2 separate regions of the Homo sapiens genome follow, and region 1 is linked to region 2. A link is a contact called in ENCODE Hi-C or POLR2A ChIA-PET data. All regions are on one chromosome and are shown on one strand. Each heading gives the region's core, a stretch centred on a gene start or an enhancer-like site at or near the end of the contact. The rest is flanking DNA. Distances are from core to core; before and after follow the strand shown. Region 1 overlaps LOC101929098 (a long non-coding RNA gene). Region 2 overlaps PTPRA (protein tyrosine phosphatase receptor type A).

Region 1 (7,162 bases), core at 3,612-6,111, 84 kb after region 2:
GCCTGGGCAACAAAGTGAGACTCTGTCTCTAAAAAATAAAATAAAAGGCCGGGCACAGTGGCTCACACCTATAATCCCAGCACTTTGGGAGGCCAAGGCGGGCAGATCACAAGATCAGGAGATGGAGACCATCCTGGCTAACACGGTGAAACCCCATCTCTACTAAAAAATACAAAAAAAATTAGCCAGTCGTGGTGGCAGGCGTCTGTAGTCCCAGCTACTCAGGAGGCTGGGGCAGGAGAATGGCGTGAACCCGGGAGGCGGAGCTTGCAGTGAGCCAAGATTGGGCCACTGCACTCCAGCCTGGGTGACAGAGCGAGACTCCATCTCAAAAAATAAATAAATAAATACCCTGCCCGGCCGCCGCCCCGTCTGGGAGGTGTACCCAACAGCTCATTGAGAACGGGCCATGATGACGATGGCGGTTTTGTCGAATAGAAAAGGGGGAAATGTGGGGAAAAGAAAGAGAGATCAGATTGTTACTGTGTCTGTGTAGAAAGAAGTAGACATAGGAGACTCCATTTTGTTCTGTACTAAGACAAATTCTTCTGCCTTGGGATGCTGTTAATCTATAACCTTACCCCCAACCCCGTGCTCTCTGAAACATGTGCTGTGTCCACTCAGGGTTGAATGGATTAAGGGCGGTGCAAGATGTGCTTTGTTAAACAGATGCTTGAAGGCAGCAGGCTCCTTAAGAGTCATCACCACTCCCTAATCTCAAGTACCCAGGGACACAAACACTGCGGAAGGCCGCAGGGTCCTCTGCCTAGGAAAACCAGAGACCTTTGCTCAGGTGTTTATCTGCTGACCTTCCCTCCACTGTTGTCCTATGACCCTGCCAAATCCCCCTCTCCGAGAAACACCCAAGAATGATCAATAAATACTAAAAAATTTTTTTAAAAATAAATAAATAAAAATAAAATAACATAAAAAAAGACATACAAATGGCCAACAGGTATATGAAAAAATTGCTCAACATTAGTAATCATCAGAAAAATGCAAATAAAAATGACAATGAGGCCAGGCACAGCGGCTCACGCCTGTAATCCTAGCACTTTGGGAGGCCAAGGCAAGCGGATTGCTTGAGCTCAGGAGTTCAAGACCAGCCTGGGCAACACGGTGAAACCCCCATCTCTACAAAAAATGCAAAAATTAGCCAGGCATCGTGGCTCACATCTGTAATCACAGCTACTTTGTGGGCTGAGGCACGAGAATCACTTGAACCCGGGAGGCAGAGGTTGCAGTGAGCTGATCATGCCACTGCACTCCAGCCTGGGTGACAAAGTGAGACCCTCTACAAAAAATACAAATATTAGCCAGGCGTGGTGGTGCGCACATGTAGTCCCAGCTACTCTGGAGGCTGAAGGGGGAGGATCACTTGAGCCTGGGTGGTCAAGGCTGCAGTGAGCTGAGATTGCACCACTGCACTCCAGCCTGGGCAACAAAGTGAAAAGAAAAAAAAGAAAAACAATAAACAGGAATGAAACAGGAATGAACTACTGTAACCGCCCAACAGGTTCACCTTACCCACTGCCTAGACAGCCAATTTATCAGGACAGGGGAATTGCAATACAGAAAGAGTAATTCACTCAGAGCCAGGTGGGCAGGAGACAGAAGTTTCATTATTGCTCAAAACAGTCTCTCTGAGCATTCAGGAATCAGAGTTTTTAAGAATAATGTGCTGGGTGGCGGGGCAGTCATTGGGTCAGGAGTGTTTATTGGCTGGGGTGGAGAAGAAGCTGTCCTCTTGCATTGAGTGAGTTCCTGGGTGGGGGCCACAATATCAGATGAGCCAGTTTATTGATCTGGGTGGTGCTAACTGATCCATAGAGTGCAGGTCTGCAAAATATCTCAAGCACTGATCTTAGGTTTGACAATAGTGATGCTATCCCCAGGAGCAATTTGGAGAGGGTCAGAATCTTCTAGCCTCCAGCTGCATGACTCCTAAACCATAATTTCTAATCTTGTGGCTAATATGTTAGTTCTACCAAGGCAGTCTAGTCCCCAGGCAAGAAGGAGGTTTGGTTTGGGAAAGGGCTGTTACTGCCTTTGTTTTAAACTATAAACTATGTACTAAGTTCATCCCAAAGTAAGTTCAGCCTACGCCCAGGATTGAACAAGGACAGCGTGGAGGTTAAAGCAAGATGGAACTGGCTAGGACAGATCTCTTTCACTGTCTCAGCTAGAATTTTGCATCGGTAGTTTCACTACTGATACACAAAATAACTTGGATGAACCTCAGAACGCCAGACATAAATGATCAAGTACTGTATTGTTCCATTTAGGTGACATTTCTAGAAAAGGCAAATCTTTATCAGTGGTTTCCTGGGGGCTGGGGTGGGAGCCAGCAGTAAGGCAAATGGGCATGGGGGAACTTGACATGGGGACAGAGTATTCTAAAACTGGATTGTGGGAGTGGCTGGACAACTGTTTGAATTTACCAAAAATCACCAAACAGTACGCTTAGAGTGCGTACAAATTACGATCTGTAAATTGCACTTCACTGGAGTTTTTTAAATAAAGAAGTTCAAGTTTCAGTCCCTCCCTTACATGTCCTTTGGCATCTGGCACACTTCCTCCTCCGTGAAACCCTGTCCTCAGACCCCTGCTTGTTTCCCCCTACCTTGCTTAGAGTGGGATCCTTGGTCCTCTTCTCCATCTGTCCTGCCCCAGGGTGATGTCACTCTGGTGGGGCCTTTAAATATTGGTACTGGCTGGGCGCGGTGGCTCACGCCTATAACCCCAGCACTTTGGGAGGCCAAAGCAGGCAGACCACCTGAGGTCGGGAGTTTGAGACCTGCCCGACCAACATGGAGAAACCCTGTCTCTACCATAAATACAAAATTAGCTGGGCGTGGTGGTGCATGCCTGTAATCCCAGCTACTCAGGAGGCTGAGGCAGGAGAATCGCTTGAACCCGGGAGGCAGAGGCTGCAGTGAGCTGAGATTGTGCTATTACACTCCAGCCTGGGCAACAAGAGCGAAACTGTCTCAATAAATAAATAAGATAAATAAATATTGGTACTGACCATTGCTTCAGCCTAGACCTCTCTCCTGAACTCCAGACACACCTCCAAATGCCTGCTCAGGTTCTTCTTGGATGTGTAGCGGGCATCCCAAACATGACAGGTCCGCACTGAGCCCCTGCTCTTCCCAACTCAAATCAGTGCCACCCTCAGGTTCCCATGCCAGCTGATGGCACCTTCATCCTTCCCATTGCTCAAGCCAGAAATCTTGTTTTGTTTTTGTTCTTGTTTTTGAGACAGAGTCTCGCTCTGTTGCCCAGGCTGGAGTGCAGTGGCACCATCTCTGCTCACTGCAACCTCTGCCTCCCGGGTTCAAGTGATTCCCCTGCCTCAGCCTCCTTAGTAGCTGGGACTACACGCACACGCCATCATGCCTGGCTAATTTTTGTATTTTTTAGTGGAGACGAGGTTTCACCATGTTGGCCAGGCTGGTCTCAAACTCCTGACCTCAGGTGACCCCCCAGTCTTGGCCTCCCAAAGTGCTGGGATTACAGGCATGAGCCACTACTCCTGGCCCAGAAATCTTTTTTTTGAGACAGAGTCACTGTTTCACCCAGGCTGGAGTGCAACGGTGCTATCTCAGTTCACTGCAACCTCTACCTCCCAGGTTCAAGTGATTCTCCTGTCTCAGCCTCCCGAGTAGCTGGGAATACAGGCATGAGCCATCCCACCCGGCCCAGACCAGAAATATTGAAGTCATCTTCGACTCCTCTTTTTCTCTCCCACTCACATCCAATCCATCAGCAAACTGCAGTTGGTATCTCCTTTAAAATGCACCAAGAATCAGGTCACTTCTCGACACACACATTGCACTCCCATTACTCACAGGGATTGCTGCATAGCCTCCTCCCTAGTTTCCCCACAGTCTTTTTTTTTTTTTTTTGGAAGGAGTCTCGCTCTGTCGCCCAGGCTGGAGTGCAGTGGCACGATCTTGGCTCACTGCAACCTCCACCTCCCGGGTTCAAGCGATTCTCCTGCCTCAGCCTCCAGAGTAGCTGGGACTACAGGCGCCAGCCACCATGCCCAGCTAATTTTTTTGTATTTTTAGTAGAGACGGAGTTTCACCATGTTAGCCAGGATGGTCTTGATCTCCTGACCTCATGATCCACCCACCTCAGCCTCCCAAAGTGCGGGGATAACAGGTGTGAGCCACCGCGCCTGGTTCCCCACAGTCTTGTCACAGCACTATATCCAAAGTTATCGTAAGCTGGCTCAGAACTCCCTCTCATTCCCCCATTTCATTTGGAGGAAAAGCCCAAGCCCTGTGAGGTGCAGTCCCACGTTACCTTTCCGATCTCGGGAGTTCAGTCACTCTGCTCCAGGACCACTGGCCTCCTTGCTCCTTGAACATGCCAGGCACATTCCTGCCTCAGGACCTCAGCACTTGTCATTTCCTCCCCTCCATTACAGGCAGAATGCTAAAGTGGATCCCTGAAATTCTCAGCCCCTGGTATCTTTCTGTGGATTACACAATGATTACCTTTGTGTAATCTTTTCTGGCTTCATGTGGGTAGAACCCATAGCTTTTTTTTTTTTTTTTTGAGACGGACAGAGTCTCACTCTGTCACCCAGGCTGAAGTGCAGTGGCGTGATCTCGGCTCACTGCCACCTCCACCTCCTGGGTTCCTCCACCTCCCGAGTAGATGGGACTAAAGGCTTCCACCACTGCGCCCGGCTAAATTTGTTTGTATTTTTTTTAGTAGAGACGGGGTTTCACCATATTGGCCAGACTGGTCTCGAACTCCTGACCTCAAGTGATCCACCCACCGCTGGCCTCCCAAAGTGCTGGGAGCCAGCGCGCCCAGCCAACCACGCTCCAGCCTGGGCCACGGAGCGTGACTCAGTCTCAAAACAAAAACAAAAACAGGCGTGGCCCACTGTGCCCAGCCAACTTTCTTCTAAACATTAGAAGAAGATGACAAAGGTGATAACCACGACTATACTACGTTATATGGCAAAGGTGAGGGGATTCTGCAGATGTAATGAAGACACCTGATCAATCCGAGTTAAAAGGGTGGTGATCCGTGTGGGTCTGACCTAATCAGGTCAGGTGCCCCTCAGAAAAGGACTCCCTGTGTGCTTAGACTTGAAGCAGCAGAGACTCTCTCTGTTCCTGACCTTGAAGAAGCAGGCCACCACGAGTTTGACAGCTGCAAGGAAATGAATTCTGCTAACAATCACCCGGGCTCTGGAAATGAATGCAGCCTGGCTGACACCCTGATCGTAGCCCCAGAGCAAAAGACCCAGCTAAGCCATGCCTGGCCCAATGTAATAAGCAAATGTTGTTTTAAGCTGCCAAATTGTGGTAGCTTTTGTGTTTTTGTTTTCGTTTTGAGACAGAGTCACGCTCCGTCGCCTAGGCTGGAGTGCAGTGGCATCATCCTAGTTCACTGCAGCCTCGAACTCCTGGGCTCAAGTGATCTTCCTGTCTCAGCCTCCCAAGTAGCTGGGACTGCAGGTGCATGCCAACAAACCCAGCTAATTTTTTAAAAACATTTTATAGAGCCTGGGTCTCCCTATGTTGCCCAGGCTGGTCTCTAATTCCTGGGCTTAAGTGATCCTCTCGCTTCAGACTCCCAAAGTGCTGGGATTACAGGCACAAGCCACCGTGCCTGGCCTGTGGTAATTTGTTACACAGCAACAGAAAACCAATGTCCCCTCAGATATCTGCATGGTTTATTTTCTCTTCTTCACAAAGAAGTCTACACTGACCACCCTCGGTGAAATCGCAACAGGCCTCCCTTTTATCTCTGTAGCACTTACTAATCTACTGCAATATGTATGTTGTTACTGAAGTATGTTTATTGTTTATACTTGTTTCCTAACTAACTGAAATGTGTTTATTGTTTAACATCTCTCTTCCTCCACTAGAATATAAGCCCCATGAGGGCAGAGGTTTTTGTGTTTTGTTGCTGCTGTTTCCAGGCATTTGTAATGGGACCCGGAGCATCTTCAGAAGAGGGGTTGTTGAACAGGTGAAGGGATGCAGCCCATCTGGGGGACATAATACTATGGTAATTTATGCACATGTGTTAGCTTAAGTGAGGTCATCGTGCCCACAGAGCAGGTGAGAGACCTCTCTGGGCCACTGCTGGGTCAGGCCCTTGGACTTCTAGGCCCTGAATGCCAATAAGCTAATCTGGGTGAGAGAGGACTGGCTGCTGATTTGTAATGCAGGTCAGCCTGACCGGCTCCTGGGTGCTGGACAGCTCATGCCAGTGACTCATGCCAGTGACTAGGGTCAGATGAGCTCTGTGACCTGCTTGGCCCCATCAGCCTCTTCACCTTCCTCAACAAGAGGGCAGGAGAGTCTGGAGCTGTCCCGTTCTCTTCTCCCAGGGGTCGGGGACTGGCCCACCAGTGAGGCTGGTCTCTCACAGTGCTTCTCATTTCTTCCATTCTGCCTCAGGTTGGGTTCCCTACAGGTTGGGTTCCCTAGAGAGCAGACGGAGATGGTTTCACAAAGGGGGTTTTTATTACAGAAGGCCCTGGGGACCCACACCTTTGGGAGGGAGGGGTCAAAAATAGGAGTGAGCAGAGGGAGAACTGCTATGCAGACCACAGCTGACCCCATAGGGAGCTCTGGAGCCAAAATGCTCCTTCAGAGTTATCCTGCATTTGGGCCAAAATGGACCAGTCATTGGATGCGGGCCACCTGGGAAGGGTGTGACCCTGAGCCAGGCAGCTCTCTGCAGCTGAAGCAGGCTCTCGAGGAGCTACCCCTGAGGGCCACCTGCAGAGGGCACTCCCAGCAGCTGGGTGGCAGGTGCTTTCACAAAGGGAGAGTTGAGCAGCGCCTTTCCTTTCTTGTTCATGATATCTACCAATACCTCTCCCACTGGGGTAATCCATCTTTTCTTTTAATTATTTTCCTTTTGAGATATATTAAAAATGCAAAAAAAAAAATTTTTATTTTTTTGAGACGGAGTCTCGCTCTATCACCTAGGCTGGAGTGCAGTGGCATGATCTTGGCTCACTGCAACCTCCGCCTCCTGGGTTCAACTGATTCTCCTGCCTCAGCCTCCTGAATAGCTGTGATTACAGGTGCCTACCTCACGCCCAGCTAATTTTTGTATTTTTATATTTTTAGTAGAGATGGGGTTTCACCATGTTGGCCAGGTTGGTCAACCACCACGC
Region 2 (6,740 bases), core at 23-2,522:
TCTTGACCTCATGATCTGCCCACCTCGGCTTCCCAAAGTGCTGGGATTGCAGGCGTGAGCCACTGTGCCTGGCCGTAACAGCTAAAATGAAGTACACACTGTGTGCTAGTTACTGTGCCAACAACTTTACATGAAAGATCTCATTTAATACGCAGAATAACTTATTTCAGAAATGAGGAAACTGAGACTTATGATCCTAATTTAGTATTAGGAAGTCAGAGAAGACCTGTGTGGGAAAAGTGACACACAGAGAACCAGACAAGTAGGAGATAACCAGGCAAAGAACAGAGAGAGGCTGTGTAAAGCAGAAGGAATAACATGCTCAAAGGCCTGAGGATGAATGAATGAAAGCATGGAAGGACACCAGTGGCTGAAATTGAGTGAGCAAGGAAAGAGTGCAAGAGATAGGGCAGGTAGGGGCTAAATCGAGGGGGTTGTTAGAGTCCAGGATAAGGAGATTAGATTTCATTCTGAGGCATGAGAAACTGTTGGAGGGTTTTACCTAAGAGTGGGACACAACCTGAGTTGCTTTCCTAGAGATCACTCTGCTTTGTGGAGAATGGATTGGCAGGGGCAGAGGCTTACTGTGATCCAGGTGAGAGAGGATGGAGGTTGGGACTACACTGGTGGCAATAAAAAAAATGCAAAAAAAAAAAAAAAAAAAGGCAGACAGATTTGAAGTTTTAGATATATCTCCAAAATATATTATTTGCAGCTGTGCTAGATATAGAAGATAAGTGTGAGGAAGAAATCAAGGGGGTTTCCACATTTCTTACTTGAGCAACAGGGTGGGTTGGAGTACTAGCTACTGAATGGTGAGGGAAAGGTTTTAAACACAGAAAGCTTGTGTTGCCTATGAAATTTAAAGTGGAGGTGGCAAATAGGCAGTTGAGAATCTGGAACTCAGAAAAGAGGTCTGATCAAGCAAAGCAACTGTGGGAATTGCTAGCATGGCATTTATATTTACAGTCATCTCTCTGATCAGATTAACTAGATATAGAGAAGAGTGCCAAGGACAGAGCCCTGAGGAATTCCCACATTTAGAGATCTGGTGTTGGAAGAGGAACAGATAGTGAGGGAAACTGAGATGGGCAGACGAGATAGAAGGAAAATCAGAGGAGTGTTTCGTTGTGGAAAGCTAAGAGAGGAAAGTGCTTCAGAGAGGAAGGAGTGATCAGCCAGTCTGAACACTCATTTTAAGGTGAGAGCCACATACCACAGTATGTTTGAAACTTACCATTAACAAAGAAGCGTCATGTAATGTCTTCCATCTCTAAAAACAAAACCAAAAAAAACCCATCTGTCCACCTCACTCACATCTCCCTCCATCTGTCATTCCTTTCCTCTGCATCCCTTAATGTTAAAAGTCCCCACGAAAGGACCCAGTGTCTCACTGTCCTTTTTCTATCTTTATTTCACTCCATTTAGGCTTTCTCACCCATATTCAACTGAAAATACTCTTGGAAAGGTCACCAGTAGCCACCGTCTTGTCAAATCTGGTTTCACTTCTCTGTCTCATCCTTCTTAAGTCTGTAGGCAGTATTTGATTGAATTGATTGCTCCCTCCTTGAAAAACTCTGCTCTTGGCTTCTATGACACTACATTCTTAGATTAACCTCTCACCTCATGGCTACTGCTTATGGGTCAGTTTAGCTTTTAACAGAATGTAAATCCAGTTATATATCTCCTCTGTTCAAAGCCCTTCGATGACATAGTGTTTCTCATCACACTCAGAATTAAATCCACAATCATTACAATGGACTCCCAAGTCCTAAGTCTGCTGGCTTTTGCCCACCTCTCTGGCATCTTATATTGAACTGGCCTTTGTGCTGTTTCTTGAACCTGCCAAGCTCCTGAGAGCTACCATGCTTGCTGTTCCCAGTGTCTAGAAAGCTCTTCACCCAGATCTTTGCGTGGTTCACTTCACGTTATTTAGAGCTCTGCTTGTATATTACTTCCTCAGAGAGACCTTCCCAGACCACTGTATCACTGCTCCCCAACCTGTCACTTTCTCTCTCCCCACCCTGCTTTTTATTCCTCATAGCACTTGTCCCTGTCTAAAATTAAGTATTGACTTGTTTATAAACAGTGTCTTCCTTCCTCCCCACAGAATGGAAGCTTTCTATCACTTGTCTCCTTGAACACTTCTCTGTTCCTAGTGTCTCAAACAATGGCATGCAATTGCTGGCCCACAGATATTTGAATGAATGCTGCTAAAAGGTTGAATCAGATGAGGATGGGAATGTTCCTGTTGGATTTGGCAATATGCCATTTGTTGGTGTTCTGGCTGAGCAGTTTAAACAGAGCACTGAGGGTGGGAGTCAGGGCAAATAGATTAAGGAGAACCTGAAGGTAAGGAATTAGACAAGACGAATTAGACAACTGTGTTTCGGAAAGTCAGCTGAGAAGAGAGACGCGAGGCTGGTGGTAGCTGGGGGAGGGTAAATGAGGTCAAGAAGACAAGTCTTTGAGTTGACAGCAGTGGATGTAATCCAGAGCACACATGACAGGATGGAAGAGACTTGTCTTCCCTTTTAGCAGGTAGGAAAATGGTGAAGATAGTTACCAAGCCACTCTGATGGTGTAGTTCATGGAGTCGGGTGGAGGGTGAGAGTGGAGGCGGATGAGTCAGTGCCTGGCCAGCTGCATGAGAAAACAAGGCTAGGTATTGGGTGAAAGGGAGCCAGGCCCTGTGGAATGAGGTGGGATTGCCATGTCTTCAAACCAGATGTTGCCATGGTTGGGGTCCTGGCAAAAGGTGACTAAGGGAGCAGGGTGTGGAAAGAGGAAAAAAGAAGCAACCAGCAGTTTTGTTACATGGTGGCTGAGGATCTAATAATGTCTCCTTGTTTTATTTTATTTTTATTTAGCTGGTCTCAAATTCCTGGCCTCAAGCAATCCTTCTACCTCAGCCTCCCAAAGTGCTGGGATAGGCATGAGCCGCCACACCCAGCTGTCTCCTTGTTTGTTTGTTTGTTTGTTTGTTTGTTTGTTTGTTTGTTTTGAGACAGGGTCTTGCTCTGTTGCCCAGGGTGGAGTGTAGTGTACAGGCCCGGCTCACTGTAATCTCCATCTCCTAAGCTCCAGTGATCCTCCTACCTCAGCCTCCTGAGTAGCTGGGACTATAGGCGCACATCACCACACCGGCTATTTTTTTAATTTTTAGTAGAGATGGAGTTTTACCCTGTTGCCAGGCTGGTCTCGAATACCTTGGCTCAAGCAATCCACCCGCTTTGTCCTCCTAAAATGCTAGGATTACAGGCATGAGCCATTGTGCCCTACTTGTCTCCTTGTTTTAATTAGGAACAGTATTCTCTGTGCCCGGAAACCATTTGGGTTTATGATAGGAAAACTGTCTTTTTCCCTTCCTCTCCCATCTTCCTCTAGATGGAACCCATTGAGGCTGAGAGAGTGTACAGTGTTGGCCCTGCATACCTAACTTGCCATCAGAATTGAATGTGTTCATGCCTCCAGATATTCCAGTGCTTTTTATGTGCTAAGTACTGTTTTAGGCTCAAAGGATATAGCAGTGAGTAAAACAAAGTGTCTGCCTTTAAACAGCTTTTATTCTAATGCAGGGAGACAGAGTAAATAAATGTATGATAGTCAGAGATGGGGTGAGCATGTCATCCTGGGCCCCATGCTCTCTCCCCACCTCACCTCAATAGCCCTGGCATGGCAGTGGGAGGTGCACACTCATACTTTCTTCTCTGTTTCCATTTCCTGGCATCTGCAGAAGGACTGAATGAGCTCTTCCTCTTCAGGGTGTTGCCCTGAATGGCTGACTTAAGCCCTCCATTGCACAACACAGTAATGACTTGTTCTGTTGTCTTGATTTCAGATGAGACACCAATTATTGCGGTGATGGTGGCCCTGTCCTCTCTGCTAGTGATCGTGTTTATTATCATAGTTTTGTACATGTTAAGGTGAGCCTACTAACACTTCACATTCTCTTAGATTCTGTTTCAATATCCCAGTGTCCCAATGAACCCACACAGTCCAGTAGACAGTAGGATATACACAATGAATAGGATAGAGGGGGAATGACCCATGATAGTGCTAAAATTGAAGTTCTACTTAGAAATTATTTAAAAGCTCTACATAGTCTTCCTTAAGTCCTAAGCCCTCCCTCTTTCTTCCATCTGTCCAAGCCCAGTCTCCCAACTCCAGTGCAAGCTAAAGCCCAGAATGGTAGTTTGGAGGTTGAGGTAAGAAACCGCAGTTTGTTATTAGTGACAGGTGTTACAGGATCTCTAGGTCTAGCCCTGCTGAAGCAACCCCTAAAAGGGCCCCAGTAAGATTACATGCTCAACAAAAGCCTACTGTATTTCTGGCTGGGGCTTTGTCCCCAGACCCTTCTGGGACCCCTGGCCCTGGCATGTTGAGTTGAGCCATGTGAGTTGTGAGTTACAGGATCCCTCTTTCTAACCTTCTTTCAGGGTCCTCTAGACGTTACCACTCAAGCAGAAGCAAGGAAGGGGAACCCAAGGGAGAGAAGAGGGTGGTGCATTTATTCTCTTCCTGCTAAAGCTACTGCCCTGACTAATTGGATTTAGCCCTGCCTTATCTTTGGCCTAACCAAAGATGTTCTGTGCTCCCTCTGTTCTTCTGCAGGGATAAAGAGAGAGGAATCATGTGCCCCCTATAATTTGTCATGTGTCTCTATCATTCTGCAGGAGACTTGTGGCCAGGACTGTGTCCACCCAATCCAAAGCTCTGGGCTTCTCCCTGGGTCTCCCAGGCTACACTGAGGAAATACCAAGATTTTTGTTTGATATATATTGTCTGTCTCCCCCAGCTGTATTCCACCCACTCACCCTCTCTCTACCTGGTGTGGCTGTGCTCTGCAGTGAGCCACATGAGCCTGAATATACTGTTGGGGTTCCCTGGTTGGATTCCAGTGTGCCAAGGGTAAACAGGAGTATCCCGAGGTACTCGGTCACCCCAGCATGCTGCTGCCTCAGGGTGTGCATGACCTGTCTCTAAAAAAGCCCGATTATTTTTAAAGGCGATTTAGAAAGGCTGAATTGATGAGCAGGAATACAGAGGTGTGATTTGCCTCTCCCACCTCTGTGCTCCATTCTTCACTGTGATCATTTTCTCATTAGGTTTAAGAAATACAAGCAAGCTGGGAGCCATTCCAATTCTTTCCGCTTATCCAACGGCCGCACTGAGGATGTGGGTAAGGCATTCCTTAATGTCATGGGGAACCTTCACAAGGAAGGAAATCAAGAAATTAGGAGTTTCTCCATCCTTTTAAAAGAATAAGACAATAAAAAGAGGAAAAAAGATTTTTGAAGAAAACAGTCCTAGTTCTTACAGGCTTGGTCCATGAGGTAGAACCCCGTTTAGCCTCCAGAAGAGGGGCTAGGTTCTCAGGGTACCTGACTGACCTTCTCCCTTGTGTACTGCAGAGCCCCAGAGTGTGCCACTTCTGGCCAGATCCCCAAGCACCAACAGGAAATACCCACCCCTGCCCGTGGACAAGCTGGAAGAGGAAATTAACCGGAGAATGGCAGACGACAATAAGCTCTTCAGGGAGGAATTCAACGTGAGTACTTTGTTGAGGCTGGTGTATCAGCAGGGAAGAAGGCAGACCTAAAGTCAGACCTTTCAGATCTTTGGAGTCATGAAGTAAAAAATGGGCTTTTAATGTTTAAGAGGTGAGAAATGTTTTACCAAGTTTATCTGACTCCCTGTATGATCATGGATAGGAAATGAAGTGAGATTTGCCTCACCTCCCTAATCTACCCATCCATTCAGTCATCATCACATCTCTTACTTCTTTTGTTTAATAAATACTTAGCAAGCATCTAATATTTGTCAGGTAATATTCTAGTTGCCAGTGATATGATGAGGAGCAGAAACAGATCCAATCCCTATTCTCAAGGAACTCACTGTCCAGGAGGGAAACCTCACAAACAAGAACAAATATAACTGTGTAAGTTCAAACAGCAGTACAGCACATGAAGGACTGGTGCATATTTGTAGGCATCCATATTAAGAGGTTGCCTTTTTGAGTCTAGAGCAGGGGTGTCAGTGTTTAAAGTAGACAGTGGGATAGATCAGTGTGGGAAATGACGACCATGGGAGACTGCAGAGCACAGGTCTCATCTTGAGTATTTAGATTCACATTTTTTATAATTCCCACAAGGAAGCAGAATATGTTTTTAATCCACCAGTTGGTGATCCTAGCCTACCAGTTCTGATCCCAGATCAGAAGAGCTTCTGGCCAGCACGGTGACTCACGCCTGTAATCCCAACACTTTGGGAGGCTGAGGCGGGCACATCACGAGGTCAAGAGATAGAGACCATCCTGGCTGACTTGGTGAAACCCTGTCTCTACTAAAAATACAAAAATTAGCTGGGCGTGGTGGCATGTGCCTGTAGTCCCAGCTACTCAGGAGGCTGAGGCAGGAGAATCGCTTGAACCCAGGAGGCGGAGGTTGCAGTGAGCCAAGGTCACGCCACTGCACTCTGACCTGGCGACAGAGCGAGACTCCATCTCAAAAAAACAAGAGCTTCCTCGAATAAATGATATTTTAATTGATACCTAATCATAGGCAAGGGTGGTGGGGACAGGGGATTGGGGAGCCTTCCAGCCACTGGAAATAGCAGGAGAATTGTCAGGAGTGAGTGTGCTGAAGGAGGGCACACCCAGAACATGACAGGGCTGTGTGCAGCTGAAGACCAGAGCTTCAAAGGAGGATAAGAGGTGAAACTAGTGTGGCCAGACCACA

Evidence for each region. A loop is a pair of places that touch in the nucleus more often than their neighbours do. ChIA-PET counts read pairs that join two places held with the same protein, here RNA polymerase II (POLR2A). Pooled maps may share reads with other maps.
Region 1: a pooled map shows a loop between it and region 2 (2.8-fold over the local background). The contact joins two enhancer-like sites. A Hi-C loop is called at or near these places in 2 of 50 pooled maps. POLR2A ChIA-PET finds 5 or more read pairs at or near these places in 2 of 52 experiments (H1 and activated naive CD4-positive, alpha-beta T cell).

The regions. Positions count from the first base shown.
Region 1 is chr20:3,062,955-3,070,116 of GRCh38, forward strand. LOC101929098 (a long non-coding RNA gene) reads right to left here. Exons shown (of 2, transcript XR_430278.4): 2 at 5,680-6,460. Among named protein-coding and RNA genes, the nearest start is that of OXT, 5.1 kb to the right of the region's middle. Within about 2 kb of position 4,862, at least 2 of the 41 ENCODE cell types and tissues checked have a DNase peak (open chromatin) inside an H3K27ac peak, as active enhancers do.
Region 2 is chr20:2,982,924-2,989,663 of GRCh38, forward strand. PTPRA (protein tyrosine phosphatase receptor type A) reads left to right here. Exons shown (of 24, transcript NM_001385305.1): 7 at 3,842-3,926; 8 at 5,109-5,182; 9 at 5,415-5,551. Among named protein-coding and RNA genes, the nearest start is that of GNRH2, 57 kb to the right of the region's middle. Within about 2 kb of position 1,273, at least 4 of the 41 ENCODE cell types and tissues checked have a DNase peak (open chromatin) inside an H3K27ac peak, as active enhancers do.